Linked DNA regions of Homo sapiens: regions 2, 3 and 4 are each linked to region 1. The links are chromatin loops, found by intact Hi-C in ENCODE. Cell type or tissue: CD4-positive, alpha-beta T cell. All regions are shown on one strand. Links, peaks and the distances in the headings refer to the core of each region. The heading gives the core; the rest is flanking DNA. Region 1 overlaps TEC (tec protein tyrosine kinase). Region 2 overlaps LOC101927157 (a long non-coding RNA gene). Region 3 overlaps TXK (TXK tyrosine kinase). Region 4 overlaps NIPAL1 (NIPA like domain containing 1).

The links. A loop is a pair of places that touch in the nucleus more often than their neighbours do. Peaks named below come from ENCODE experiments on the same cell type or tissue, not always from the same donor. Only the 100,000 strongest peaks of a DNase experiment are listed, where the experiment ranks them.
Region 2: it touches region 1 in a loop (3.0-fold over the local background); 12 of 110 quality-filtered maps call a loop at or near these places.
Region 3: a loop joins it to region 1, with 2.0 times the contacts of the local background. A loop is called at or near these places in 9 of 110 quality-filtered maps.
Region 4: it touches region 1 in a loop (8-fold over the local background); 12 of 110 quality-filtered maps call a loop at or near these places.

The regions. Positions count from the first base shown.
Region 1 is chr4:48,136,636-48,144,973 of GRCh38, reverse strand. TEC (tec protein tyrosine kinase) reads left to right here. Exons shown (of 18, transcript NM_003215.3): 15 at 3,555-3,619; 16 at 5,952-6,070; 17 at 6,152-6,309; 18 at 7,475-8,338. The coding sequence ends at 7,558. Among named protein-coding and RNA genes, the nearest start is that of TXK, 6.6 kb to the right of the region's middle. In CD4-positive, alpha-beta T cell, for the core only: CTCF peaks have their summits at 3,674 and 3,873; DNase peaks (open chromatin) are centred at 3,783, 5,073, 5,823 and 6,263; H3K27ac peaks cover 2,391 bases.
Region 2 is chr4:47,921,929-47,930,266 of GRCh38, reverse strand. The region is part of intron 1 of LOC101927157 (a long non-coding RNA gene); the gene reads right to left. Among named protein-coding and RNA genes, the nearest start is that of NFXL1, 12 kb to the right of the region's middle. RefSeq lists an enhancer at 7,036-7,535. In CD4-positive, alpha-beta T cell, for the core only: CTCF peaks have their summits at 3,285 and 3,490 (motif pointing left); a DNase peak (open chromatin) is centred at 3,476.
Region 3 is chr4:48,091,533-48,099,870 of GRCh38, reverse strand. TXK (TXK tyrosine kinase) reads left to right here. Exons shown (of 15, transcript NM_003328.3): 7 at 4,649-4,728; 8 at 5,667-5,794. Among named protein-coding and RNA genes, the nearest start is that of TXK, 39 kb to the left of the region's middle. RefSeq lists an enhancer at 4,896-6,095. In CD4-positive, alpha-beta T cell, for the core only: no CTCF peak of the experiment used is centred there; no DNase peak of the experiment used is centred there.
Region 4 is chr4:48,031,106-48,036,105 of GRCh38, reverse strand. NIPAL1 (NIPA like domain containing 1) reads right to left here. Exons shown (of 6, transcript NM_207330.3): 4 at 3,023-3,113; 5 at 1,065-1,225; 6 at 1-544. Among named protein-coding and RNA genes, the nearest start is that of NIPAL1, 17 kb to the right of the region's middle. In CD4-positive, alpha-beta T cell, for the core only: CTCF peaks have their summits at 1,910 and 2,109 (motif pointing left); a DNase peak (open chromatin) is centred at 2,095.

The sequences.
Region 1 (8,338 bases), core at 1,685-6,684:
TCTTTCACCATTATTTTTAAAGTTGGTAAATTTAACTTGCCCTGTAATTTTAAACGAAAGATCTTTATTCAATCTAATGATTTACTTAGTTAATATCTCCAAGCAAGTTTCCATGTTTTAATTTTTCGATCTCCATAAGAATCCCATGAGATAGCTACTCACAGTGGATTCTCTTACCATCATTCTTGTACAGATGAGAAAATTAGCTTCAGGGAAGTCAAAAGGCTCGCCTACTGTGATAAATAGGGAAATTGGGGTTGGCCTTGACTTTCTAACTAGAGCCCAAGTTCTTTTCCACCTCACACACTATAAAAAGAAACTATAAGAGAAATCCTTTGGATTTTTAAAAAATCTCTCAAATCACTGGGAAAACATGGAGGTTCATGTTAACTTCTCAAAATGCTAGAAAAAGAAATCCGTTACCAGTTCTAAATTATGATGGAGACAATTTTTCCCTTCTCACCTGTTCTCACTCTCTCCTCCATTCTTCTTTTCCTTCTGTTTTTCTTCTCTACCTGTTCTTTACAGATGCTTTCAGCTATCAGTAGCACTCTGTCCCCTGAAAATAATCAGCTGAAAATGTCTGTTTTCAGCATATCGGTAGCACTGTCTGTCCCCTGAAAATAATTCTTTTACCAAGAAGAGTGTAATTTTCATTTGGGACTTTCTCCCATATTTTAGTTTTAGCTTTCTAGTGATAAAGCATGGACACATTTCTTTTAGAAAGCAGAAAAACTTTAAAAAAATTTTTTTTTCCTTTGAGACAGGTCTCACTTTGTCTTCCAGGCTGGAGTGCAGTGGCGCAATCTTGGCTCACTGCAGCCTCAACCTCCCGGGTTCAAGCGATCCTCCTGCCTCAGCCCCCAAGTAGCTGAGACTATAGGCACGTGCCACCATGCCTGGCTAATTTTTGTAGAGATGGGGTTTCACCGTGTTGCTCAGACTGGTCTCGAACTCTTGAGCTTAAGCAATCTGCCTGCCTCAGCCTCCCAAGTGCTAGGATTACAGGTGTGAGCCACTGCACCTGGCCTTAGCAAAACATTTTTTAAAGTTAACAGTCACCTTAGACAGACATTGTTCTGATAAGTATTTTACAAATAAACTTGTTTAATCATAATTCTGGGAAGTAGATTTTCTTATTATTCCCTTTTTACAGATGAGGAAACTGAGGTGCAAATAGGATAAAATAACTTCCAATGGGCAAGTAAATTGTAGAGCCAGGATTTGAACCCAGGAAGTTTGGCTCTAAAGTCCCTACTTAACTACTATGCTATGCTCTCTAGAATTAAAACATATTAGAGAATTGAAGATTTGGAGATGGAACACTTTATTTCCTAGGTGTGTTTTGGGATACTTACCTTATCTTATATTCAGTTTCTGTGTCTGTAAATTGTGGGTTATAATGTTGTTTGGCTTCCAGGACTGTTTTAAAGGTCACATTATTTGACTGGGGCAATGGGCTTTGTAAAATAGACATGCTGTAGATAACATCAGTTATTGTTATCATTGTGTCAGGGATGATGAAGAACATCTCGTCAGTTAAAACTTGTGAACTAAGAACTAAGAACAAAATAGATGTCCTTATAAAACTGATAAAAACTGAGTATCTACGTGGGTGTGGCAGATTACACCTGTCCACACAGATGATGTTTTGGCAAAAACGATTCTTACATTTCTGTGCCTGTGATATTGGTATTACTATGGTAGGTTTGTGTCACCCCTTATGGGAAACTTTGGATGCTCTTGTCTCCTTGGTAAAGAATCCTGTTGACCATCCAGTGCAGGCATTGTGGAGTTGTGAAGTGTTTTCATAGGAAGATGCAGGCAGTCCAGGGAATGGATATTAACTCTCACTTTATAAGACTCTTAAAATGCACTCAGCAAGAAGGAACCTCATATGAGTGGAATTGCCACATAGAGAAAATAGAATTATGAACAGTCAGGAAGAAAAACATATCTTGGTCTATGGGTTATGGTATTAAAAATATTATCGGCCAGGTGTGGTGGCTCACGCCTGTAATGCCAGCACTTTTGGAGGCCGAGGCGGGCGGATCACGAAGTCAAGAGATCGAGACCATCCTGGCAAACATGGTGAAACCCTGTCTCTACTAAAAATACAAAAAAAATTAGCCAGGCGTGGTGGCAGACGCCTGTAGTCCCAGCTACTCGGGAGGCTGAGGCAGAAGAATCACTTGAACCCAGGAGGTGGAGGTTGCAGTGAGCCAAGGTCGCACCACTGGACTCCAGCCTGGTGACAGAGCGAGACTCAGTTTCAAAAATAAAAAATTAAAAAATTAAAAAAAAATTCTTGTCTTCCTTTTGAGAAATACCACGTCTTTCTATCAAACTATTTTCTTAAACCTTGTAACCTTGAAGAACATGCAAGAAAATATAAATTAAATAATCCACAATTGTATTTGACCAATTTTGTACATCATGTTATAATATACTGGGAACATAAATGAAAAAGCAAACTGTATTTACACATAGCTGTTCTTTTTGAGACGGAGTCTTGCTCTGTCACCCAGGCTGGAGTGCAGTGGCGCGATCTCTGCTCACTGCAACCTCCACCTCATGGGTTCAAGCAATTCTCCTGCCTCCAGTCCTAGGTAGCTGGTACTACAGTTGTGTGCCACCACACTTGGCTAATTTTTTTTGTATTTTTAGTAGAGAAGGGGTTTTGTCATGTTGGCCAGGCTGGTCCCGAACTCCTGACCTCAAGTTATCCACCCGCCTTAGCCTCCCAAAATGTTGGGATTGCAGGCGTGAGCCACTGCACCCAGCCTGTTCTTTGACTGGGATGAGATGACCAATCACTGAGCAGAAATATTGGATAAGAGATTGGTCGCCCATCATTTTGATGGTTGTGTGTTATTAAGCTCACCTAGTGAGAACCGGATTAAGGACTTCAAGAGATGTTCTCATTGTCAGTAAGAAAATTGGATAGTTTAATAAGAACAGGTCTGGGAAGGAGAAAAGTGAGTTGACCCTTCTATTAGCCCTTGTTTAAGAATGACAGTTGGCCGGTGAGGTTGCTCGTGACTATAATCCTAACAATGGGGGAGGCCGAGGCAGATGGATGAGGTCAGGAGTTCAAGACCAGCCTGGCCAACAAATACAATAATTAGCTGGCTGTGGTGGTGGGTGCCTGTAATCCCAGCTACTCTGGAGGCTGGGGCAGAAGAATCACTTGAAACTGGAAGGTGGAGGTTGCAGTGAGCCAAGATTGTGCCACTGCACTTCCAGCCTGGGCGACAGAGGCAGACTCTGTCTCAAAAAAAAAAAAAAGAAAGAAAAGAAAAAAAAAAGACAATTGGTAAAGATTATGTAATAATGCCTTATTGCAAATACAACTTTCTGACCTGCCTATTCATTTTTTTCAAATACACAATGGAAATACTTCCATAGGGGTAAAAACAACTTATTAAAGGGTGTTTCCACTCTCTGCAAATGTTGACTAGGTTACACTAAATTTAATATAAATAGAACTTACATTTTCCTACTTAAATGATAGAATTTTTAAACTAATATACCATCATAATGTTGTTTTCCAGGCTGCCAGAAATTGTCTAGTAAGTGAGGCGGGAGTTGTAAAAGTATCTGATTTTGGAATGGCCAGGTATGTCCAAGTATACGTGGTTTTAGGTGATGTTTGCATTTTTTTGGTGGAATTAATAAGTGTGGGAATAATTTGCACTGATGAAGCAGAAAGGAAATCTTGTTAACTGGTTCTCAGATTAAATTAAGTATATATTGTGATGGTAGTAATTCTCTCCACTAGGTGGTAGTATAGCCTGTTAAATACACTGTATTTCCTGGTGTGGATTAGATTTCTAGAATCTTTTGTTTTCACAAAAACATATTTGGTGGTGAGGTTCTTAGTATGTCCATGTCTGCAGTGTTTTTCTTCTCTTAATTTTTATAATTTAATAGTATTATAAAATACCTTTTAAAGGTATTTAGTTTATTTTTTCTCTCTTCTCCCTCCGTCTATCCATTCATTCATCCATACATCCACCCATAAAAAATCAGGTGCCTGCTCTGTGCCAGGCATAATGATAAGCTGAACCATATAGAGAATAAGACCTACAAGTCCTTGCCCGCATGCAGCTTACATTGAGGAAGAGGGTGAATCAGAAGACCTGATAAAGTTACATGATCGAGCATGGTCGATACTGGTAAACTGTGGCTGTCAGTCTGACCCAAACCTCATTTGGGTTTCACATTTTTAAATGGATGAAAAAAATGAAAAGAATATTATGACATGTAAAAAAAAATCTGAAATTCCAATGTTGCTGTCCATAAAAATAGCGTGATTGAGACACAGCCTCGCTCATTCATTTAGGTGTTACCTGTGACTGCTTTCCTGCTACAGATGCAGAGTCAAGTAGTTGTCACGGGGACTGTATGGCCTGCCAGATCTGAAATATGTGTTATCTGGCCCTTTACATAAAAGTTGACTGATCCCTGTAATAGAGATAATTTGGGGTGGTGCTGAATGATGATGCAGGGCAAGAGTGAGGGTGGCTACTTGATCTGATGTTCAGGATGACCTCTTTGTGATAGGCAGATTTGACTGGAGACGAAAAGGTAGGAAGTAGCCAGTGTAGGTGAAAATAAAAGGATAAACTATTTCAGGTAGGAAGAAAAAGTGAAAAAGCTTGAAGTCTGGGACACGTCTGGCCTGCTCAAGGAACGGAAAAAGCGCCAGGGTAGCTGGCCAACGGGCAGCGCCAGGAATGCTCATAAATGCAGGCAAAGACCAGGCCATGTAGGGCCAAGTTTAACTCCTAAGGAAACTCAGGCCCAGGGAGATTAGAAAACTGTTACTGTCAGAAATGGGACCAGAACTTCCAACTCTTAGGATATTAATTACCCAATGCTCTTTATTTGCTTTTATATACAGATACTATATATTTGACAGGCTGTCTGCCGCTTTCATCTGTTCAATCTTCATATGTTAGGCTTTCAGAAAATCTGCACTTTTGTATCAACCACTCAAAAACCTCTTTATACCCTAAATTCAGACTCCACTGGCTGACAGTTTGATCCAGCCCACAGTGGCATTGTCTGCCAGCCAGCAGCTGGCTTTGTGCCGAGTCACCATCTTTGTCTACATAGCAAAGGATGTTTGTGCAATTCTTCGAAAATTTTCTCATGGAACCTTTTAGAAATTAATGGTATATTCACACACAATACAGAGATACATTCCTTTTGTAAATATGTGCTGCCCACCTTACAGAAAGGGCTGAAGTCTTTTCATCTACCAACCCTAATCAAGGATTCTCCCCTAAAGTTAGCTACTGTTACCAGTTTTTGTATGTTCTTCCAGAAGGACATTGTATGTTCACATAGAAAAATTATATAGTATTGTTTTGAGTGTATGTATGTATGTGGGGATGTTATGTATAAATACATACTCCACCATTTACATGTGGCATTTTGTGTTGTGTTTTTGTTTTTGTTTTTTTGCATTTGCTATTTTCATATGCTGTAGTTTTAAATTGTGCTCTGTGGAATTGGAGGCCTGAAAGCCTGTGTGTTTCTAGATGCTTTATACCACTTCCTCTGGAGCAGCTCTGCTTTAGATTTTTTACATATGGGGCCTTTGGGTAAAATTTTATTTAAAGAACAAAATTGCTTACAAAGAAAAGCTTGCAAACTATTTTATGATACCTTGTCTCTACTGCCTTATAAAAAGAAAGAAAAACAGAAAAATGAAAGTGCAGATGGTAACGTGGTGATGGATCCATCTCATGCACTTAAATTAAGCTGAGAGGAAGTTGGAAATCACCAGGTGTGGCCACTGAGGTGAACATTTAGCTTCAACCGGATGCTTGTTGGACTTCAGTCAACTGTGTTTTTGATTGCAAGGGGAAAAAAATGAAAGAGCAAGTAGAAAAAACAGATTGTTCTTCAGAGGTGTAAACCCATGGTGTGTCTTACTCTAGGTATGTTCTGGATGATCAGTACACAAGTTCTTCTGGTGCTAAGTTTCCTGTGAAGTGGTGTCCACCTGAAGTGTTTAATTACAGCCGCTTCAGCAGCAAATCAGATGTCTGGTCATTTGGTAAGATCCATGTTTCCTCATGTCCGTCCGCCCTGAGGAGAAAGTGGATACATCCATTTGGTAATCCTTATCCTTTTCCAGGTGTTTTAATGTGGGAAGTATTCACGGAAGGCAGAATGCCTTTTGAAAAATACACCAATTATGAAGTGGTAACCATGGTTACTCGAGGCCACCGACTCTACCAGCCGAAGTTGGCGTCCAACTATGTGTATGAGGTGATGCTGAGATGTTGGCAGGAGGTATAGATTTTTTGTGTGCTTTCTTTTTGAATCTCTTAGGGATTGGGCTTGGTAGATGGATAACATGCAGTCTTTATAGCCTAGTGAGGTGGTGCATCTTTATAGTGATTTCAAGCTCTAGGTAGGAAGCCAACCCTCTCAACTCAAGTTCTGAATAACGGGAAGAAGAATGTAAAGATGTGGAAAATGCTAATAACTACCTCGATACATTCAGGCTGCTTCCTCACTTCCAAGTGGGACTCCTTCCATGGTTGCCTGAGATAGGGACTTGGGGAATAAGCCTGGATAAGTAGCTCTTTTTTCATTGGTTCACTTGTAGAGTTGAAGTATTATTTTTTTACCAGAGTTGGTTTCTTTCTCTAAACCTCAACTTTCCGAGGTCTTTGAAAGTATTGAAATGTTACCTCCTAAAAGAGATTAGATACCAAATGACTTCTGAAAGACAGTAACATTAGCTCACATGTATTATGTACCAGGCACTATACTTAGTGTTTTGGATTTAGTTCTCAAAACAACACTTTGAGGTGGAGATACTTTGACTGTAGCCACTCTGTAGATGAGAAGATTAAGGGTCATGAGGTTGCTGCTTGCCTGGGGTCACTTAGCTACAGAACAGTATAGGCCTGTCTGATTCCAAAGCCCAGAGTCTCAACCACTTGCTGTACTGCCTCCCAAGAGCATTGATTGGGATGGGCAGAGACATTCTGGGCAGGAAGTGGTGCTAAAGGGAGAGAGAACAGCTTGAGCAAAGGTAAGGAGGTGGTTATAAACACAGTGTGCACAACAGTGGAGACAGTGGCCCTATTTAACAGACAGCCCATGTGAGGGATTTTGTGGGGAACAAGATTGGGTAACAAGAGGGTCGGGAAGTGGCAGATTATAGAGGCTCCTACAAATTTGCAGGACTTGATTTCACAGGCAGTAAAAAGATCTATCAGGGTCTTGAAGAGAGACATGAAAGCAGTGTCTTAGAAACGTTAGCCTAGCAGCAGTACATGCAGGGTAAATTAGGGTAGAGACAAGACCCCTTTGGAGATGCCTGTATGTCCTAGTCCCAAAGCAGTGAAGTCTCTCTGTAATATGCTGTGTTTAGGAGTTGGAGCAGTGAGAGGTTTTGTGGAATGGATTCTGGAACCCACAGCTTCTCTTTGACTTTTAATTGTAGAAACCAGAGGGAAGGCCTTCTTTCGAAGATCTGCTGCGCACAATAGATGAACTAGTTGAATGTGAAGAAACTTTTGGAAGATAAGTGATGTGTGACCAGTGGCTCCCAGATTCCCAAGCACAAGGAAGGATGGGCATTTTGTGGCTTTTAATTTATTGAGCACTTGGACATGTAGATCATTTTACTTATACAGTGGAAACACATAAATAATTTGCTTCTAGACCAGCCTCTGTCTAGACTTGCTTCTAGACAGAATCTCCCAGAGTGTGGAAATGTTGCCTTAGAAATGGTGATTAAAATCACTCATTTCTATTCATTCCTCAGGCACTTGAGTGACAGTTGTTTACCAGGCACTGTGTGTAGCCCCAGGGTTTGGCCATTCAGGGGTGCACACATGGGACCATGTTAGCTGATGCCAGTTGAAGGCCAGGGTATTTGGGAAGGGGAAGGGTATTAGAGTCATGACCAAGCAACCCTTCTTTTTCCCTTTGACTTCTACAGAAATCTGGGCCTGAGACATTGTCTACAATTGGGTTCTAGATACATCAGGAACCCATCTTGGATAAATAAATACCTATCTTTTGTTTTGAAAACATCTCAGTTTTCAAGACTGCTCTTAGTATTACATGAACAATATTTGTATGCTGTATATATTGTAAATATATATAATATATAAAGTTATATATTTATGAGAAACACGAATTGTCTTTTAATTGAAACTTTTAATCCTGTAGTATAGGAGTTCACCTTCTTAGGACTAGAGACTGTGCCTTATAGCTGTTAATTCATTTCCCCCTGAACATCAAATATGCCTGAAGAGAAGAAAGTCTAGATTCTTCTATGAGTAACGCCCCCTCCTCACTC
Region 2 (8,338 bases), core at 1,352-6,351, 210 kb after region 1:
CTCTAGTCCAGAAACACAAAGGCTAAGAGAAATATGGACCCCAGACCTGAAGTTTCCAGTTTCCAAAAGAGTCTCATGCTCAAAACACAGCCCTGAACAAAGAGCCACTGCACCTGAAGGATCCATACCATATGGACATGTGGGCTCTGCACTCTGATGACAATAACTAGAAGCATTCTCCAGTGCAGTGGCGATCACATTAGATCTTAGTGACTTTCCACTACAGTATCCAGGATGGGGGCCGGGCTGAAGAATGTCTGAGATAAGTATGTCACGATGGACAAACACTACAAGTTCCTATGGAAAGTTTACAACTTTCACTTGTGCACAAGTTTCTAGATCCTCTTTTCTACTATCTTCCACTCCACCTCCCACGTGTTATCACTTTTTCCTTCTCTATGGGATAGTCCCCATAGTGCACAATGCCTCAAATATTAATACCTGATGCTTGACCCCATTTCTGTTTCCTGTTAACACCCTTTTTCTTTGTTCTCCTTTCTTGTAAAACTATTTTGTAGCATTTGTTCTTGTAGAATTTTTTTCTTATTGTTCTTTCTTGAATCTGACAGAATTAAGACTTGCTACTACCACTCCACTGAAACCTCTCATCAAGGTCACCAGTGACCCCTATATGGCTAAATCTAATGGTCAGTTCTCAGTCCAAGACTTATTAGACCACTTGGTAACACTTGACAGAAATGATCACTCCCTCTTTCTTGAAACACTTTCTTCACTTGGCTTTTGGTCAGTTCTCTGCCTGAACTTCCATCTCCCTTGCTTTCTCCTAATCGTCAGGTCTTTAAATATCAAAGTATTGTGTAGCCATGATATTCACTCCATAAGTGAGCTCATATATCTTATGACACTTTATAATGTCTATGTGTTGAAGACTGCCAAATTTGTATCTCCACCCTCTCCTCTGAACTCCAGACTTGCATATTCAACTACATACTTGATATATCCTTTGGTGAGAACTTGATGTGCCCTAAACAGAACTCATGATATTGTCCTCAAATCCGTTCCTTCCCTAATATTCTCCATCTTAGTAAATGGCACCTACCACTTCTTCAGGTGAAAAACTTTGGGTCATCTTTTCTTGCCTCTTAGTCTCATACCTAATATCTAATCTGTCAGTAAATGTTGTCAACTCAATCTTCAAAATATAACCTGAATCTGACCATAACTCACCTTTTCTACTCCTAGTCCAAACCACCACCTTTCACCTAAACAAGTACAGTAGCCTCTTAACAGGTCTCTTTAATTTCACTCTTGCTTCCCTTCCAGCAATGGTCCATTTCCCTGTAGTAACCACTGTGATCATTTAAAAACATTATTAGATCATGTAACTCCCTTGCCTCAGCTTGCTAAAAATTAAATAAAAAATTCCCACCATAGTCCTACCTATTAAAGGACTTTTGATTACCTCTCCAGTTTAATTGCCTACAACTCTTCTGCCTGCTCATTCTCTTTCAGTGAGATCAGCCTGCCTGCTGTTCCTGAAATACACCAAATATATTACTTTTTCTTGGTCCTTATACTTTCCATTTCCTCATCTGGGGAAATTCTTCCCCCAGTGTCCAGTGGCTTATGCTGTCCCTTTATTCAGGTCTCTGTTCAAATGTCACCCTATTACAGTGGTTTCTGGAACTACCTGATTTAAATTCAAACCGTCTTCACCTTATCTGCCTGCACAGATCATAATTTGACATTATATGTTTATTATCTGTCTTCTCTACTAAAACGAAAGTTCCATGAGTACAGGTCCTTTATTTTATGTATTGCTCATTTCCAGTGCCTGGAAAGTGCCTGGGATATAATAGGGGATCAATAAACGTTTCTTGATTTAATTAATAAACAGGTAAATTTTCCAACCCATCCTGGAAAGATAAAACTCAAGAGCTCAAATTAAGTTGATTGAAAGACTAGAATTACTGAAGCATTACTATTTGCACATCTGAATTTGTAAACCGGGGGTCAGACCTACTACAATTTTAATTCTAGTTGGCCATTCTACCACAAGGCCCTCCCCATCTCAAAGCATCCTATCTCTATATTAGTTTTCCTGAAAAATATTGCTTTTATGATGTTACCTCCCTTTTCTTAAACCTCATAATGGTTATCTACCATCAACATTGAGACCAAACTTTTCTACTTCTGTTTTCAAGGTCTTTGCTAACCCTATTTATCACCTTGGCTGTGGGATTCAACAGAATTTTCTCCATTCTGATCCCAAGCACGGGCTATGCTTATTTTCATATTTAAACTTTGACTCATGACATCCCTACCACTCAGAATGCCTCCTTCCATTCAAATCTCACCTTTCCCTTAATCATTTTCTTAGTTCTCAGCAACTTCATGACCTCTTTATCCTTACCTTTGTACTTTACATACAGTGAACCCTTCCCATCTCTGAGTATGTCTGTCCAGTGCCTGACAATACTGAATATCTGTTAGACTCCATTACTTATTGATTGACAAATTATTTAGCTGAGTATTTGAAAAAATGTATATTAAATATGGTGAGTGCTTAGTTTATTTTCTCTGTTATGAAGGTTATTCTAAAAAAGTAAAATGATAGTCCAGTTTTGTTCAAATTACTTTATTTTAATGAAATTCATATTATACAGTACTTTTTTAATCATTAGAGTATTACTAAGTAGTGCAAAAAAGGATTCAGTCCCCTAAAGTTAGGGCTGGCTAGGAAAGTCAATGTGATAATTTAATTTTTCTAATTTTCCTCTGCCCTACCCATGGCAGAACAGCTTTCTTATTTTGCCTGGTAAATTTGCACTTCATGATATTTTTTCTTTTTCCTTTTTCTTTTCATTCCTGAAGTTTGGTTGGGTCATATTAGTATTTCAAGTAAAATTGATATAAAACGTATACAGTGCCTGTGTCAGTCAGGGTCCAATTAACAACAAAAGCACACATTGGGTTAAATTTAATACAAAGATTTATTAAACTTCGATAAAAGAACAACTACAAGGAAACTATGGTATTCTAGACCTGGGGGGGCAGGTACATAAGGAAGGACAATAAGAGTTCAGATCTTATTGGAGAAGGTGTAGTTCAGCACACTGGATAGCAAAGACGCTTGCTGGTCTGTTCTAGTCAGAGCTGGTCTGCAGTCCTGGGCAAGTAGGAAGTAACTCTTTGGAATGCATGTAGAACACAGTAATCAGTGATCAGGGTGCACTTGCACATAGAGATTAGGGGCTGGGATACAGGTGAGCTGTGCCTGGATCTGCAATGGGTGGGAGTGGAGGCAGGTGCTGGGACTTGCGGGAGGAAATGTCAGTAGCAAAATGAGTGGTGGTTTAGGGCACCTGGGGTGAGCCGGAGGGCTTTGGGGCCCGTTTCCCCGTACGAAAACTGCTCAGGAATGTTATCGCCAGTCCAGACCGAGGCTGCAAGATCGCAGACATTCTGTGTAGCAGTCAGAAACACTGGGAGACCACGGTCCTTCTCACAGTGCCTCTTCGGCGCCCTCTACTGCAAAAACAGAACATCGTGCTCTGTGGAGATGCTGAAAGGAGTGTCAACTGTTACACGGCATATACGTAAACATGAATTGGAGCAGAGAGGCAATACATTGGTAACTGGCACAATGTTTACCTAAGTATAGATGTACTTATCAAGTATAAGTGTATTTGAGAAGTTGCGTATGAATACTTTGGCAAAAACAATCCATATTAAGAGAACATGTCAGTAATGAATAAATACAATGACAGTCGTCCCTTGGTATACTCTGGGGAATGGTTCCAGGATCCCCATGTATACCCAAATCCAAGCATACTCAACTCCTCCAGTTGGCCCTGTGGAACCCGCATCTTTTTGCATAGCATTTTATTAATGTATCACAATTTACTTTTCTATTCTCCTGTTGATGACATTACAGTTGCTTCTGGGTTTTGGCTATCTTGAATATACCTGCTATAAACATGAGTTTCTGTGAAGCTATGCACTCATTTCGTGTGTGTGCATAAAAAGAAGTGGAATTGCTTGGTCATAGTGCTTTAGTAGTGGGCCATGTTTAGCTTTAGTAGATGCTGCTAAACATTTTTTGAGTGTTTGAACCAATATCCATTCCTACCAGAAAGTATGAGAGTTCTAGTTTCTCCATATTCTTGCAAACAGTTGGTATTGTCAGTCTTTTTGTTTTTAGCTATTCTTGTGGATACTTTTTTAAAAAATTAAATTAAATATAAATGTACAATTGTAGTTCTCAATATTTAACCCGTCTGTTCTGATAAATACAAAAACCTGTTTCTCTCAAATGCTATCTGAAATTTCAAAGTAAAAATAACAGCAATGATATTTAAAAAATTTTTTATTTCCAAAGCTTTCGGGGTACAAGTGGTTTTTTTGTTACATGGATGAATTATATAGTGGTGAATTCTGAGATTTTAGCCCACCCATGGCCAGAGTAGTGTACATTGTTACCTAATGTGTAGTTTTTTTTTATCCTCAGCCCCCTCCTATCCTCCCCCATCTGATTCTCTAAAGTCGATTGTATCACTCTGTATGTTTTTGCCTACTTGTAACTTAGCTTCCACTTATAAGTGTGAACATACAGTTTTTGGTTTTCCGTTCCTGTGTTACTTAGACTAATGGCCTCTATCTCCATCCAAGTTTCGGCAAAAGGTATTATTTCATTCCTTTAATGGCTGAGTAGTATTCCATGGTGTATATACACCACATTTTCTTTGTCCACTCGTTAGTTGATGGGCACTTACGTTGGTTCCACATCTTTGCAATTGTGTATTGTGCTGCTGTCAACATACGTGTACAAGGGTCTTTTTCATATGATGACGTCTTTTCCTTTGGGTAGATATCTAGTAGTGGGATTGCTTGATCAAATGGTAGATCTACTTTTAGCTCTTTAAGGAATCTCCTCCATACTGTTTCCCATAAAGGTTGTACTAATTTAAATTCCTACCAGCAGTGTGTAAGCATTCCCTTTCCCCACATCCACATAAACATCTATTGTTTTTTGATGTTTTAATAATGGCCATTCTTGCAGGAGTAGGGTGGTATCTCATTGCAGTTTTAATTTGCTTTTCCATCATGAGTGATGTTGAGCACTTTCTCATGTTTTTTGGCCATTGTAGATCATCTTTTGAGAAATGTCTATTCATGTCCTTTGCCCATTTTGTCCACTTGTTTTGTTTTTTTTTTCAGAGGGAGCCTCACTTTGTTGCCCAGGCTGCAGTGCAGTGGCGCAATCTCGGCTCACTGCAACCTCTGCCTCCTGGTTTCAAGTGATGCTTAAGCCTCAGTCTCTCAGTTGTAGCTGAGACTACAGGTGTGCACCACTATGCCTGGCTAATTTTTGTATTTTTAGTGGAGATGGGGGGTCTTACTATGTTGTCCAGGCTGGTCTCGAACTCCTGAGCTCAAGCGATTCGCCCACCTCAGCCTCCCAAAGTGCTGGGATTACAGATGTGAGCCACCAGGCCCGGTCTTTGCCAGCTTTTTAATGGGATTATTTGTTTTCTTTTTCTTGCTGATTTGTTTGAGTTCCTTGTAGATTCTGGAAACTAGTCCTTTGTTGGATGCATCTTGCAAATATTTTCTCCCCTTCTGTGGGTTGTCTGTTTACTTTGCTGATTATTTCTTTTGCTGTGCAGTAACTTTTAAATTAGGTTCCATTTACTTATCTTTGTTTTTGTTGCATTTGCTTTTGGGGTCTTAGTCATGAATTATTTCCCTAGGGCAATGTCTAGAAGAGTTTTTCCAACATCGTCTTCTAGAATTTTTAGTTTCAGGTCTTATATTTTAGTCCTCGGTCCATCTCGAGTTGATTTTTGGATAGGATGAGAGATAGGGATCCAGTTTCATTCTTCTACATGTGGCTTTCCAGTTTTCTCAGCATCATTTATTAAATAGGGTGTCCATTCCCCAATTTATGTTTTTGTATGCTTTGTTGTAGATCAGTTGGCTGTATGTATTTGGCTTTATATCTGAATTCTCTATTCTGTTCCATTGGTCTATGCATCTACTTTTTTTTTTCCCAGTACCATGTTGTTTTGATATCTATAGCCTTGTAGCATACTTTGAAGTCCAGTAATAGGATGTCTCCAGATTTGTTCTTTTTGCTTAGGATTGCTTTGGCTGTTCAGGCTCTTTTTGGTTCCACATGAATTTTAGGATTGTTTTTTCTACTTCTGAGAAAAAGTGATGCTGGTAGTTTGATGGGAATTGCATTGAATCTGTAGATTGCTTTGGGCAGTATGTTCCTTTTCACAATGTTGATTATTCCAATCTATGAACATGGAATGTGTTTCCATTTGTTTATGTTGTCTATGATGGCTTTCAGCAATGTTTCGTAGCTCTCCTTGTAGAAGCAATGGTAATTTTTGAAAATGTGTTCTCAACTTACATATGCTTCCACTTTATGATCTATACTAGCTCTCCACTGCAAAAATTTACAATGATAATACAACAAATGTTTGTTTTCTCACTCAGCGAGCACAAAAGATTATTTCTGATTCCAAAGTGATTATTGTGTTTATCACTTTTAATTGTATAATATGGCAGGGGAAAAATCCTGATTATATGAGCCCTTTCCCTGTTTAGGTACTTTAAAAATAACTGGAATTTCTAGGTAAACATTAAATGCATATACACAGTCATCATTTGCCTGGTGGTTAAGAGTATAGGCCAGGAGTCACACTACCCATTTGCAATCCTAGCTCTGCTAGTATGTTGAATAAGAAATTGTTTTGATGGGGGAGTTGCTGAATAGGAACAGCTCTGGTCTACAGCTCCCAGCGAGATCAACACAGAAGACAGGTGATTTCTGCATTTCTGCAGAAACGTGACTTCTGCATTTCTGCAGATACGTGACTTCTGCATTTCTGCAGAAACGTGACTTCTGCATTTCTGCAGAAACGTGACTTCTGCATTTCTGCAGAAACGTGACTTCTGCATTTCTGCAGAAACGTGACTTCTGCATTTCTGCAGAAACGTGACTTCTGCATTTCTGCAGATATGTGACTTCTGCATTTCTGCAGAAACGTGACTTCTGCATTTCTGCAGATATGTGACTTCTGCATTTCTGCAGATATGTGACTTCTGCATTTCTGCAGATATGTGACTTCTGCATTTCTGCAGATATGTGACTTCTGCATTTCTGCAGATATGTGATTTCTGCAGGTGATTTCTGCATTTCCAAGTGAGGTACCTGGTTCATCTCGTTGGGACTGGTTGGAAAGTGGGTACAGCTGAAGCAGGGCGGGGCATCATCTCACCTGGGAAGCACAAGGGGTCGGGGGATTTCCCTTTCCTAGCCAAGGGAAGCCGTGAGTGACTGTACCTGGAGGAATGGTACACTGCTGCCCAAATATTGTGCTTTTCCCACAGTCTTCGCAACCGGCAGACCAGGAGATTCCCTCCTGTGCCTGGCTCAAAGGGTCCCATGCCCACGGAGCCTCACTCGCTACTAGTGCAGCAGTCTGAGATCAACCTGGGATGCTGGAGCTTGGTGGGGGAAGGGGCATCCACCATTGCTGAGGCTTGAGTAGGCAGTTCTATGCTCACAGTGTAAACAAAGTGGCAGGGAAGCTCGAACTGGGTGGAGCCCACCGCAGCACAGCAAGGCCTACTGCCTACCGAGATTCCACCTCTGGGGGCAGGGCATATCTGAACAAAAGGCAGCAGATAGCTCCTGCAGACTTAAACGTGACTGCCTGATAGCTCTGAAGAGAGCAGTCGCTCTCCCAGCATGGCGTTCGAGATCCGATAATGGACAGAGTGCCTCCTAAAGTGGGTCCCTGACCCCATGTAGCCTGACTGAGAGACACCTCCCAGTAGGGGCCACAGACACCTCATTCAGGCAGGTGCCCCTCTGGGATGAAGCTTCCAAAGGAAGGATCAGGGAGCAATATTGGCTGTTCTGCAGCCTCCGCTGGTGAAACCCAGGCAAACAGGGTCTGGAGTGGACTTCCAGCAAACTCCAATAGACCTGTAGCTGAGGGTCCTGTCTGTTAGAAGGAAAACTAACAAACAGAAAGGAATAGCATCAACATCAACAAAAAGGACATCCACACCAAAACCCCATCCGTAGGTCACCAACATCGAAGACCAAAGGTAGATTAGACCACAAAGATGGGGAGAAACCAGAGCAGAAAGGCTGAAAATTCCAAAAACCAGAATGCCTCTTCTCCTCCAAAGGAACACAACTCCTCGCCAGCAAGGAAACAAAACTGGATGGAGAATGAGTTTGACGAGTTGACAGAAGTAGGCTTCAGAAGATCAGTAATAACAAACTTCTCCGCGCTAAAGGAGCATGTTCTAACCCATCGCAAGGAAGCTAAAAACCTTGAAAAAAGATTAG
Region 3 (8,338 bases), core at 1,822-6,821, 45 kb after region 1:
TAATTTTTCCTGATGTAAGGAGTGAGATATGGATCTGACTTTATTGTTTTCTGGATGGTTACCAAACATCCACCTTTCTGCACTGATTTGAGATACCACTGTCATAATAAACAAAATCCCTATTTTGGACTATATCTGGGCTTTCTACTTGGTTTTACTGATCAGTCCTCATAGAGGACTACTACACTGTTTTAAGTACAGAGGCTGTCTCTAGTGTGGCTAGCCTCCCTCATTATTCTTTTTCAGAAATATTCTGAATGTATTAATATATATTTTTTGTCCATATAAGCTTCAGAATCACCTTGTCTCATTTTAAAAAATCTTCCTGTTGGTTGGTTGCATTAAATGTACAGATTAATTTGGGAAAAAAATTTTCAGGCATTACAAATCAATGAGGTTTGGGGATCCATTTGTTCTAGAACCCATATATTGATATTCATATAGAAAAAAATTAAAATTAAATTCATGGCTCTTGGAAAAATAACCATAGGTATATTAAACACCTAATGAGAAAAGCAAACATTTTTGTATTCTTCAGGAGCATTTTAGAGTTTTCTTTGTACAACTTTTGCACATTTATTTTTAAGTTTATCTTAAAGTATTTCATCTTTTGTGTTGGTGTCATAAATGAGTGTATCTTGTTTTTACTTATGAAGCTTTTTATTTCTGTGAATTAATTTTGTAACTGATAATTTTGGTGAATTCTCATGTTTTATGTAGTAGGTTTTCAGTTGATTCTCTTGGGCTTCCAGTATACAATCAGCAGCCAACAGTGATGATTTCAGCTCCTCTTTTATAATTTTAATATAGTACTTTTAATTTTTGCCTCTCACTTAGTTGAATTGGCTAGTGTCTCCAGAACAGTATGAAATGCCAGTGATGATAGTTAGTGGGCATTATTTCTTTTTTCCCATTTTTTTTTTGTTTGTATGTTTGTTTTTTGACAGTCTTGCTCTGTTGCCCAAACTGGAGGGCAGTGGCGCAATCTCAGCTCACTGCAGCCTCTGCCTCCCGGGTTCAAGCAATTCTCGTGCCTCAGTCACCCAAGAAGCTGGGATTACAGGCATTTTCAGTAGAGGCAGAGTTTTGCTATGTTGGCCAGGTTGGTCTCGAACTCCTGGCCTCAAGTGATCTGCCTGCCTCGGTCTCCCAAAGTGCTGGGATTACAGGCATGAGCCACTGCGTCCGGCCCTTTTTCAGATTTTATTTGGAATGATTTCCACATATAGCACGATGCTGGATTTGAGACTAAAGTGAGTAAGTGCTATTGTGTTAAGGAAGTACACACGCATTCCTATTTTATTGAGAATTTTTAAAAATTGATACTAGAAGTTGAAATTTGTCAAATGGCTTTTCAACATCTCTAGGGATGTTCGTGTGGTTTTTCTCCTTAGCGCTGCTATATATGTTGGTGCAAAAGTAACTGTGGTTTTAATAGAAAAAAACACAATTACTTTTGCACAAACCTAATAATATGATAAATTATGTTAATAAAATCCCAAATACTGAATTATTCTTACATTCATCATGCAATTCTTCTTGGTCATGGTATATCATTCGTTTGTGCCATGGGATTTATTTCTTAACATTTTATTTAGAATTTTTACATTGATAAGACTGGTCAGTAGTTTTCTCTTTTGTGCACAGTTCTGGCGGTGCTGTTGATTATTGATATTAAGCTCATTTTTTACATACAAACTGAAAAGTTTTTCTTCTTTTCATGTCATGTGCTGTGGCATAGTTTCATCTCTATACCATTTTTTTCTTTAAGGTTCGGTACATTGTAATGTGTGACTATAGTACTGTTTAAATGTGGGAGCTTTTGGCCGGGCGTGGTGGCTCATGCCTGTAATCCCAGCACTTTGGGAGGCCGAGGCGGGCGGATCGCAAGGTGAGGAGATCGAGACCATCCTGGCTAACACGGTGAAACCCCGTCTCTACTAAAAATACAAAAAATTAGCTGGGCGTGGTGACGGGCGCCTGTAGTCCCAGCTACTCGGGAGGCTGAGGCAGGAGAATGGCGTGAACCCAGGAGGCAGAGCTTGCAGTGAGCCGAGATGGCGCCACTGCACTCCAGCCCGGGCAACAGCGCGAGACCCCGTCTCAAAAAAAAAAAAAAAAATGTGGTAGCTTTTGGCTGGGTGCAGTGGCTCACGCCTGTAATCCCAGCACTTTGGTAGGCTGAGGCGGGCAGATCTCAAGGTCAAGAGATCGAGACCATCCTGGCCAACATGATGAAACCCTGCCTCTACTAAAAATACAAAAATTAGCTGGGCATGGTGGCAGGCGCCTGTAGTCAGGAGTTACTCAGGAGTTTGAATTTACTCAGGAGGCTGAGGCAAGAGAATCGCTTGAATCCTGGAGGTGGAGCTTGCAGTGAGCCGAGATGGCGCCACCGCACTCCAGCCTGGCGACAGAGTGGGACTCCGTCTCAAAAAAAAAAAAAAAGTGGTAGCTTTTTAAAAACCCAATCAATTTTTCTACTCAACAGGTCCATTAAGATTCCTAACTCTTCTGCATTCAATTTTGATAAATTTTATGTCTTACTAGTTTATTATCCATTTCATTCGAGTTTCCAAATTTATTGTATAGAATCAAGTAAATTCCTTAATTTTTACTGGATCCTTGATAATTTTCTCCTTGTGACTTATTATTTTTGATTGATTTTCACCATTATTTAGTGATTAGGTTAATTAGCAGTTTATCTATTATTTTTCCCTAAGCAACCAGATTTTGAATTTACTAGTCATATTATATTCTTACTTTAATAATTTATTATTTTATGTTTTGTCTTTATTAATTTATTTCTTCTACTTGATTTGGGCTTATTTTATAGTTTTTAATCCTAATTTCTTGAGTTGAATATGCTTATTTTTATTGCTATTGCTTGTTGATATAAGTAATAAGACTATAAATTTATTTTTCTGAGTACTGCTTGAACTGCATAGCAGAGGTGCTAATATGTGATGTTTCCTTATTACTTTCTAGATATTCTTCGCTTTTATTTGAATTTCTTTGAGCTATATGAAAGAGAATTTAAAAGGCCGGGCATGGTGGCTCACGCCTGTAATCCCAGCATTTTGGGAGGCTGAGGTGGGCATATCACTTGAGGTCAGGATTTCGAGACCAGCATGGCCAACACGGTGAAACCTTGTCTCCACAAAAAATACAAAAATTAGCCAGGCATGGTGGCATGTGCCTGTAATTCCAGCTACTGGGGAGGCTGAGGCAGGAGAAAAGGAGAACGGCTTGAACCTGGGAGGTGGAGGTTGCAGTGAGCCGAGATCATGCCATTGCACTCTAGCCTGGGTGACGAAGCGAGACTCCATCTCAAAAAAATAAAAGAAAGAAAGAGAAAGAAAATTTAAAAATCTTTAGGTGATAGGAGCTTTTTTAGTTTTCAGTTTGCTATTAATTTCTGGTTTTATTGCTTTGTAGTCAGGAAATCTTGCTTGTACCCTTTCTACTTTGTTTCTATAAAGCTATCACTACATATGCAACTTTATATGCATATTATATATACTTGTTTGTGTGTATTATATACATATACACAATACATTCAACTTTACTTTTTCATCTTTGTCTTTTACATCTTGTGTCCTCTGTGGTATGTAACAGTACCCTTGTACATTGTAGGAATATAGTAAAAGCTAGATTTTATTATTTCGAATGGCTGCAAGAGATTCTTTGGTTAAAACAATTTGACCAGGGAATAAGGCTTATATCTGGGTGAATATCTGGAATGAGAAGGAGAAGACTCTACTTAATGTAGTACGTTTACCTTGAGGGTCAGACCATGCTATTTGGGTTCTGCAATTCTCAAGCACAATGTAAATAATACCAGCACTTTATAAGTGTAAGCTTCTATGGGTTTGACAAGATTCTGAGATGTATTTTCCCTCTTCATGAGCATAAGCACACTCAGTAAAGCTAAATCATTTTACAATATCAAACAAACGAATCTAAACAATGCAACATTCAAGATTCTTTGAAAGCAATTTACAGCTTTATTGGCATCTCCCAAAGAATGTTAATAGGAATCTAATTTATAACATAACTTCAGATTTACTATCATGTTCTCCCTTTTACCACTTCTTTTTATCTTCCCATACCCCTACTGCAACTAATATGGTTCCTTTTGCTTTTCTTTTCAGACTCCCCCATATCTGTTCTTTCTTTCTACTTCCCATGAACTCTGGTGTCCTTCCCCACGCCCTGCTTGCCCAGCTGTGTTCCTCCCTGTCACCTTGTTGCTCTTCTTCCAAAGTACAATCCGGTCAGTCTGTCTTAGTGTTCTTCCTATTCTACAGTGATTTTTAATCTATTATTCTGGTCAATATAACAAAAATAAGCAGTAGGGTACAAGGTTTTCAAATAGAGAATTTTTCTTAGAAAAATCAGTAACAGTATTCTAAAGTACATTATAAATGCATGTCCCAATTACAATTTATTTTATAGGTGTGACTTCTAAATCTATAAGGGAGATAAGATTTTGTGTACTTGTAAAGACAATCTAATTCTTCATATTAATAATATAGCAGGTCACTTATTTATGGTAAGTCAATATAGCTTTGATTTTCATCCCTGAGTTGTAGGTTTGTCTTTCTAAGAAGGAATAGACTTATTCAATAAATGATTTTTTTTGCAGTCTAAAGAAGGTGCATTTATTGTCAGAGATTCAAGACATTTAGGATCCTACACAATTTCCGTATTTATGGGAGCTAGAAGGTAAGCACTTGTGATTTTGGTTACTATAGAAATAATCCCTGGCACAGTCTCCATCACATAGAGAATGTTAGTGAGAGCTTAGCTTAGGGAAAAGATTGTTGACCTGGAAGTTAGAAAAACCAACCAGTCCGTGATATATCCCTAGCATGCTCTGTGTGACATTGCATAAGTTTCTTAACCTCTCCCGTCTTCCTTTTCTCAACCATAAAGTAAAGAGGGGGAGATTAGTTGTAGTAGACGCTGTTGGGCGCTTTCCTCATATCCCTTGGTCTGTTCTGGGATTCACTTGCAGAAAAGTCTCTTGCACTCAGAAAGCTTCCTGTGTCTGTCTGCCTGAGGATGTTCTCTGGCTGTGGGAACTTGTGCGCCCCGTGGCTAAGCTGAAAGTGCCTGAGAGGTAACATCCCAGGAGCAATGCTAGGTTAAAGAGAATGGGAGTTGGTGGATAAATATCTCAGCTTCTTTGCACTTCAGTGGGACAATTGTGAGGTGTGTTCCCCAGTCTCTCCTAGGTTCCTACAAGTATTGAGCCCCAATTGCCCATAGTAGTAACCTACTAACTAATGCACCTGGCATTGGTTTTTCCTCCCTTCTTGTCTCCCATCTCCAATTGCTTACAGTGCATGTGTTCATTCATTTAACCAATACTTGATATTCAATATGTACTTACATGTATTCATTATGAGATCTACTTTTCTGAACACTGGTCTTGTCACTCAGACAACTTTGGCTGAAGTTATGTTTGAATCTAAGGCCCCAATAATGTAGTTGAGGAATTTTCTTGGCATGGGGGGGCACTTGTTGAATTTAGCCAATCTACTTCTCAGTGTAGTGTTGCTAGGATGAGTTTTAGAACTGGAGTCCTGTTGTTTAATGAGTTGGCTTAGATCCAAATTGATCTTTCACATTTCTAGTAATTCACATTTTCTTGATTGTAGAAGTACGGAGGCTGCCATAAAACATTATCAGATAAAAAAGAATGACTCAGGACAGTGGTATGTGGCTGAAAGACACGCCTTTCAATCAATCCCTGAGTTAATCTGGTATCACCAGCACAATGCAGCCGGTAAGAGGGGAACTTCCAGCTGGGTGAGTCAGGGAGCCATGCCCTTGATGGGCAATGCATCTTTGGTATCAGGCACTCAACAGGAGCAAATCTCCCTATAGAAATAGTTTAAAAGCTTGAAGTACAACTTATCTTTTGAGCAATTATCTTTCTTATTGATGCCTCTTCATTTTTCTGGTTGGTTGGGGGCAAGAGGTAGGTCAATTTCTTATATTTCTACCAGGTTAGAAAAATGATAGATGACAGAGAAGCAAATAGTCATCAATCATTATGCATTTGTTCTGGAAATTTACATAGGGCTAAATGTAATAAGATTTCAAATACCCTAAATAATGATGCTTCTTTCCCTTTGCCCCCATAAATCTGCTCTCTACTTTTGACGATTGTAATAGAAAATCACCCTTATATCTCTCACTCTCTGTTCTTTCTTGTTTGGAGAATATAAAAAGTCACAGAGAACACAGCCTTTCACAGTTACAATTTAGCCTAACTATACCAGAGGCATATTTAACCCATCTCCCCAGACATTGTTTGCAATAATTGCTCTTTGTGCAAACCTATCATCTGTGGAAAGATGTAGGATCCCAGAAAGTTCCACCACAATTAAAATCACCTCTCTGGCCTTCAGCCCTTGCCCAACCTGTGCTGAACCACTCTGAGCCCATGGGGAATCTTCTTATCTCAGCATTGCAGAATTCAGAATCCACGGTAACTTTTCATGTCATTTTGACTGCTTGTCATGCATGCACTTCTTTTTTAGATTTCTCTCATGAAAAGTGTTGACAAATATTCCTTTTGGAAAGAGCTCACTTTTCCATTACACTGGTTCTAAGTATCAGGAATATATCAAAGGACATTTTTATCCACTTGTGGGATGCATCCACATGGCTATTCACTGGAATTTTGGTTAAGGAGTGAGGGTAAAATATCTGGGTGGGGCAATAAAGGTCTTAGTTGTAGCTAGAGATAGAGTCAAGATGTCAGTTCTGAGTTTTCTCCTTTATATTCCTCTTTCTCCTTCCTCCAAAGAAAAAAGAAAGAGTGGTTTTGGTGATAAGGTTAAATGAGGTTAGATGAGGGCTTTAACCTGAACTAGGTGTTAGAGTCACGGTGAGCATCCATTCCTGTTCCCTGTTCAAACTTTTACCATTCTCAAGACTCCTTTACCAAAATTAACCACTGCCTTATTAGCAAATCCCCTGTCTGTGTACCTCACTAGGAAAAGTGAAGTCACCAGGCATGAGCGACCTCCGTCTCCTCTTCTGTCCCCATGCCCTCTCATCCTCATTCCCTCCAGTAGTAGTGAGGGCATGCCTGTGCTCTTGCCCTTACCTGCCATCCACTGTTCCTTTCTCTCCTGTATCTCTTCCATTCTTCTGACTGTCTCCCTTTAGCTTTTAACCCTATAAACATGCTTAAGACTTTCTTATCCTAAAAACAAAAACAACTCTCCTCCTGCTGCCCTAACTCTTTCTCCCTTTACACATTGCTCTTGTAAGTCACACTTTTGGAAAAATGTGTCCACATCCATTGTCTCCACTCTCTCACTTTCCATTTACTTTTTAAACATCTATGATCTGTCTTCTGCTTTCAACACTCCATATTTGACCAGTGGCCCCTATATTGACAGTACAGTGGTGCTTTCTAGTTCTCATGTGTTCAGGTCCTCTCTGCTACATTTGGCAGTGTCACTTGTTGCTCCTTCGATGTTTGACACCACCCCTTTTTGGCCTTCTCTAACTCAATAGTTCCTAATGGATCTTCCCAATGTGCCCTACTTCTATTCTTCCCTTAAATATTGGTTTTCCTCCAGAATCCGTCCCTGATCACTACTCTTCTCACCTTAGGCATCTCCCTTTGCATAATCTTCTGTCTGGTAGACAAAGGCACTTGCAATCCCGCAGGCCCTGAACTTCACTGATGAAGTAGGATGCTTCATCTTACACCATTACTCTCCCTCCAAATGTCCTCTTTCTTTTCTCTCTCTCAGATAATACTAGCATCATCCAGCCCCTTGTAGGGGTTGGAAGCATAGGAATTAAATAGATGCTTCTTAATAGCTCACTTCTGATTAATTATCAAATGCAATTGATTTCATATCCTAAATGTGTCTCCTATAGATCCCTGCCTCTCCCTACCTTCTAGTGCTGCCCTGATCATTGCTCACTTGGACAACTGCAGTAGCCTCTTAACTGGTCTTATTGCCTCCAATGTTGATTTCCCCTTAATCCATTCTGCTAGTACCAGAGTGATCTATCAGAAATGTAAATCTGGCTGGGTGCAGTGGCTCATGCCTGTAATTACAACACTTTGGGAGGCCAAGGTGGGTGGATCACCTGAGGTCAGGAGTTTAAGACCAGCCTGGCCAACATGGTGAAACCCCATCTCTACTAAAAATACAAAATTATCCAGTCATGGTGGCGCATGCCTGTAATCTCACCTACTCGAGAGGCTGAGGCAGGAGAATCGCTTGAACCTGAGAGGCGGAGGTTGCAGTGATCCAAGATCACACCATTGCACTCCAGCCTGGGCAACAAGAGTGAA
Region 4 (5,000 bases), core at 1-5,000, 110 kb after region 1:
TCTAGTAAAACATAATTGTTTTCATTGACATTCAGAGAGACGGCTTCTTTCTTAGCAGTGGATGTAAGCTCACTCCAAGTAATGTCAGTATTTTTAAAAGCATGTAGAAGGAAGATGCCAATGATAATAGTGAAGAATCCACTCAGGGTCCCAATGATATCTCCAGCTGTCATGCCATACCACTCTTGGAATAAGATGGCAGAGCAAGTCACTACCATGGATGTGAAGAATACATAATAAATGGGTGTCACAAGAGAGGTATTAAAGGTGTCCAGTGCCTTGTTGAGATAGTTAATCTGTGTAGTTACTGAAAGCACAAGTACAGCCAGCAAAACAAAGACCAGCGGATGTTTGTAAACTGGCTTCCATTCTATCAGCTCCTTAATGGCAATTCCCAGGCCTTTCACAGAAGAAACTGAAAACGCTCCAATCAAGGAACAGATTGAAATATAAACCAATATATTGGTCTGTCCTTTCTTGGGAGCCACAATCAAAATCAGCACCAAGGAGATCACAGTTATGATCACAGCAAAGGAAATAAACCCTGTTAGAAGGAGAAAAGAATTTGACTTTAGAAAATGCTCACAGGATTATACCTTTCTGAAATCTTGTTAGTCATGAGTTTAAGAGCATAGGTATTTTAGAAATAGAAGTGAGATCAAATTAAAAACAACATTCTATTGCATAGTTCTCAATATTTTACAAAGGATTTTCACAAACATATCATTTAAATCTCACCAATACCACTATGAGCTAGGGCGAATATTATCAGATTAACTTTTTATTTTCAGAGGAAGAGAGTGGCAAAGATTTGATTTTGAATATATGTCTTTTGCCTCTACCATCCCCACCTCTCCCTTTCATTGTGTAACAGGGGAAGCATGAACACAAAAATAAGTTCTGCCATCTTTTCAGGAGAAATAATAATCAAACCTCACTGTGTCTCACAACCCACAATGCGGCCCACAATGTAGAAAGCTTATTACAATATTATTACAGATACTATTTGGTGAGGAGAGAAAGTGGAGCAGAATTTGAGTGGTTCTTTAGGTTGAATCACAGACCTGGGTCTCTCAATTTCATTTCCATTTCATGCAAAGATGTGACTTCCTCTTCTTGTGGGGCATGGATAACCATCACAGTTGACCCCAATATACTTAATATGCAGCCTATTTTCCCATGAATGTTCAAGTGCTCGTTTAAAAAGTAGGAAGATAATATTGCACTGTTGGGAGAGAAAAAATTAAAAATCACTATAGCTCAATTACCTTTTGATCCCATGGCAGCTCAGAAGTCACACTGTGGTACATGCCACCATGTATCCCAATGAGCTGACTGGAATATGCTATATGACACTGAAACCCTAGATTGGTTTGAAACTCAGAACTGATGGGCAATCAAATATGCTTCACTGTTTTTATATCTAAAGAGCTATAATATTCTATATCCCATAATCTTCCAGTGATCTTACAAGAGGTTCTACTCAAGTCATTTTCAATTTACCCATCTTTTCCTGTAAAGCCAAACAAAATAGAAAATCTTTTATATCTTACTGGCATGATACATTTAGAATATGTATGCCCATGGATGTTTCCAAGAAAGATACATTCCTAAAGAAAAATTACTCTGCTCAGGGCTAATAATCAGCTAGTTCACACCACTACAATCAAACGGACCAGGGGTATCCAATCTTTTGGCTTCCCTAGGCCACACTGGAAGAATTGTCTTGGGCAACACATAATATACAGTAACAGTAATGGTAGCTAATGAGCTAAAGAAAAAAAAATCACAAAAAAAACTCATAATATTTTAAGACAGTTTACAAATTTATGTTGGGCCACATTCCAAGCCGTCCTGGGCCACATGCAGCCCATGGGCCATGGGTTGGAGAAGCTTGATACAGACTTTCAAAATATCAAAATACTTCCTTACCACCTGTTACTGCTCTGATACTTAGACCTATCCAGTACTGCTAATGCTTCAGTTGCTGTGGTTTCTGCAAGCCAGCCTCCTTCCTCTAATGCTCTGGCATCCCCATGAAGGCAATTAAGTACCCATCTGTCCTCAAGATTATGATAAATTACCAGGTACTTTCCTAGAGTTGCCCTCATGTGGCCACCTTTAGGACTGCAGCCTTAGTGAAGATACTACTATTACTACTACTACTACTAGCTATTCATTGCATAGACAAGTGTTTGAAGTGCTTTATGTGTATTAACTCACTTAATTTTCATAACAATCCTATACAGAAGCTAAAAAGAATTTAGTAGGCTCAATCATAGGTTTTATACTAGAGGTTGGTAATGAATAGAAAACAAAAAGACAAGAAAAGAACAGACAAAAATGTATATGCTTATCAAACACATTCATTTGGGATCATAATAAACTCAGAAAAATTAGATCCACATTCCATGAAATAGGAAAATTATTCCTGTTTCCACTATCAAAACTACAGGGTCTCCAAACAGAAGTATCCAGCAAACAATGCAAGAATTGTAGTGAGAGTTAAAATTTAACCAAAACACCATGCTTGTAAAAGTCCTCTGATAACTATGGTCATTAACCACTATGATGAGGAAAATAATTGACAGGACTCTGGCAATTTGTTCTGATGAGAGATTTAAAAAATCTTCTATGCTTCATTGCAGTGTTACAAATGTAAAACACATTTATGTTAGTAGGAAATCAAACTCACTGTGTCTTAGGTTTTTAAAATAATAATGTGACAGTCTATTTCCTATTTCTACTGTTATTTTATAGTCTTCTCAAGTTATTTTTGTGATTTCAGGCAAGAAAAAGTATTGTTCTCACTTTATGAATGAGTAAACTGAGCCTGAGTGACTTGACCAAAGCTTCCCAGGAGCCTCAGAAATAATTTGGGTTCATCTAGACTTTTAGAGCCCAGGTTGGTCTAGATTTGTGTGTTTGCTTTTAGATATCCATAGCCATATGTTTATTATGGTTTAAGTTTATCTTGGTCTTAAAATACCTACAGAAGCCAAGTTCCCTGTTGCTCACATACCTTATGAGAACACTCAAAGCACCCAGAGGGGTGACCAAGGTGGCAGGTGCAAAAGCATAAGCAGCAAAATTTGCAGCCTCTCCTGCTCCCACTAGAAAGCAAGCAGAGATATTGATATAAAAAATGGGCTTACTTGTCAGAAGAGAAAAACAAATGACTCATGCAAAGCAGTGGACTTTTAACCCAAATACATGGGAAGATCTAGCTAAAAAGAATGATGTAACATGTTTTATAGCAGGTAGGAGATAATTAATATTAAGAGATGCAGACAAACTGTAATACCAGGTGATAAACTCAAAAGATGCAAAAAATGGTGACAGATGAGTACTCATTTTAAATGGCTTTCAATAGAAATTTTTAGCTACTTCAATATTGAAGACATATTTGGTGACTCTAATGAAATCTAGTAGAGGTAGCTTTGTAGTAAGCAGAGAATTATTTCACTTGCTCAAGAATACCTACAGCTTTGTAGGTTACCCACAGAAACCAAAACCAGCTTGGAAAATTAGAATGGTTAAATCTGGTGTGTAGGTAGGGAATAGCCAGAAATACCTGCCATAGGCCCATGAAGTTAGATATCCCTCTATTGTAAGTGATCTATAAGCAAGTAACAGTATCTCAGTAGCTTAACGAGATCCAGGCAGCTGTTTTAAAGTCATGATATGCTCCTGAATGTAATCTTTTTCTTATCTGAGGAACTCTAGACTTGCATGATATAGTGTGCTATAAATAACTTCTAGAGTGAGAGAAATCCCTTCAAGAGCTGGGCTCTGGTACTGGGGCCAAGTTATTCTCACAGAACACAGTGGGAAACTTGCCCACAGAATGTAGTATTTCATGCTGGCAACTACACCAGGCAAATGCTTATTGTAGAGAGAGAAAGGAACACCAGCATGATTTTTTTCTTTTTCCCTTTGTCTGGCTGCTACGCTACATCCCCCCAAATCTATAGGAGTATTCACCATTAGGAAAACATCATTAAACAAATCTAAATTTACAGAACAGAATAATTAAGACATTGCTATCATCGAAAGAATCACGGCAAGGCCGGGCATGGTGACTCATGACTGTAATCCCAGCACTTTGGGAGGCAGAGGGGAGAAGATCACTTGAGGTCAGGCGTTCGAGATCAGCCTGGCCAACATGGTGAAACCCTATCTCTACTAAAAATACAAAAACTAACCGGGTGTGGTGGCAAGCGTTTTTAATCCCAGCTACTCTGGAGGCTGAGGCAGGAGAATCGTTTGAATCTGGGAGGCGGAGGTTGCAGTGAACCGAGATCACGCCACTGCACTCCAGCCTGGACGACAAGAGCGAGACTCTGTCTAAAAAAAACCGTGGCAGTTTTCTTGGAATATTAAGGTTTCCTTGGATACTTTATATTATTTATATTTTTATCTTTATAGATAGCTTTCCAGGAAAACAACGACTTCATGATTAAAGTACTGTATATATATCACTTACTTAATCTCTAATGTATGCTTTTCTCTCTTCAATACTGACATAAACTTTTTTACACGGTGAAAACAAAATTGCAAATGTAGTCACATAATACTCTCCTCATATTTTCATTATAAAGTATGGGTAGAGGGTGGGGAGATGCAAGTAAGACAGAAAAAGAGAAAGATCCAAATACCTATCTGGAATCTTCCCAGACAGCCCTTGTCAATTTTTATTCAAATAAAGAAAATGGATGTAAAAGCACCCTAAAAACTGAAGGGGTGGCCGGGCGTGGTGGCTCACGCCTGTAATCACAGCACTTCTGAAGGCCGAGGTGGGTGACCTGAGGTCAGGAGTTCGAGACCAGCCTGGCCAACATGGTGAGAACTTGTCTCTACTAAAAATACAAAAATTAGCTGGGTGTGGTGGTGTGTGCCTGTAATCCCAGGTACTCGGGAGGCTGAGGCAGGAGAATCGCTTGAAACTGGGATGCAGAGGCTGCAGTGGGCCGAGATCCTGCCAGTGCACTCCAGCCTGG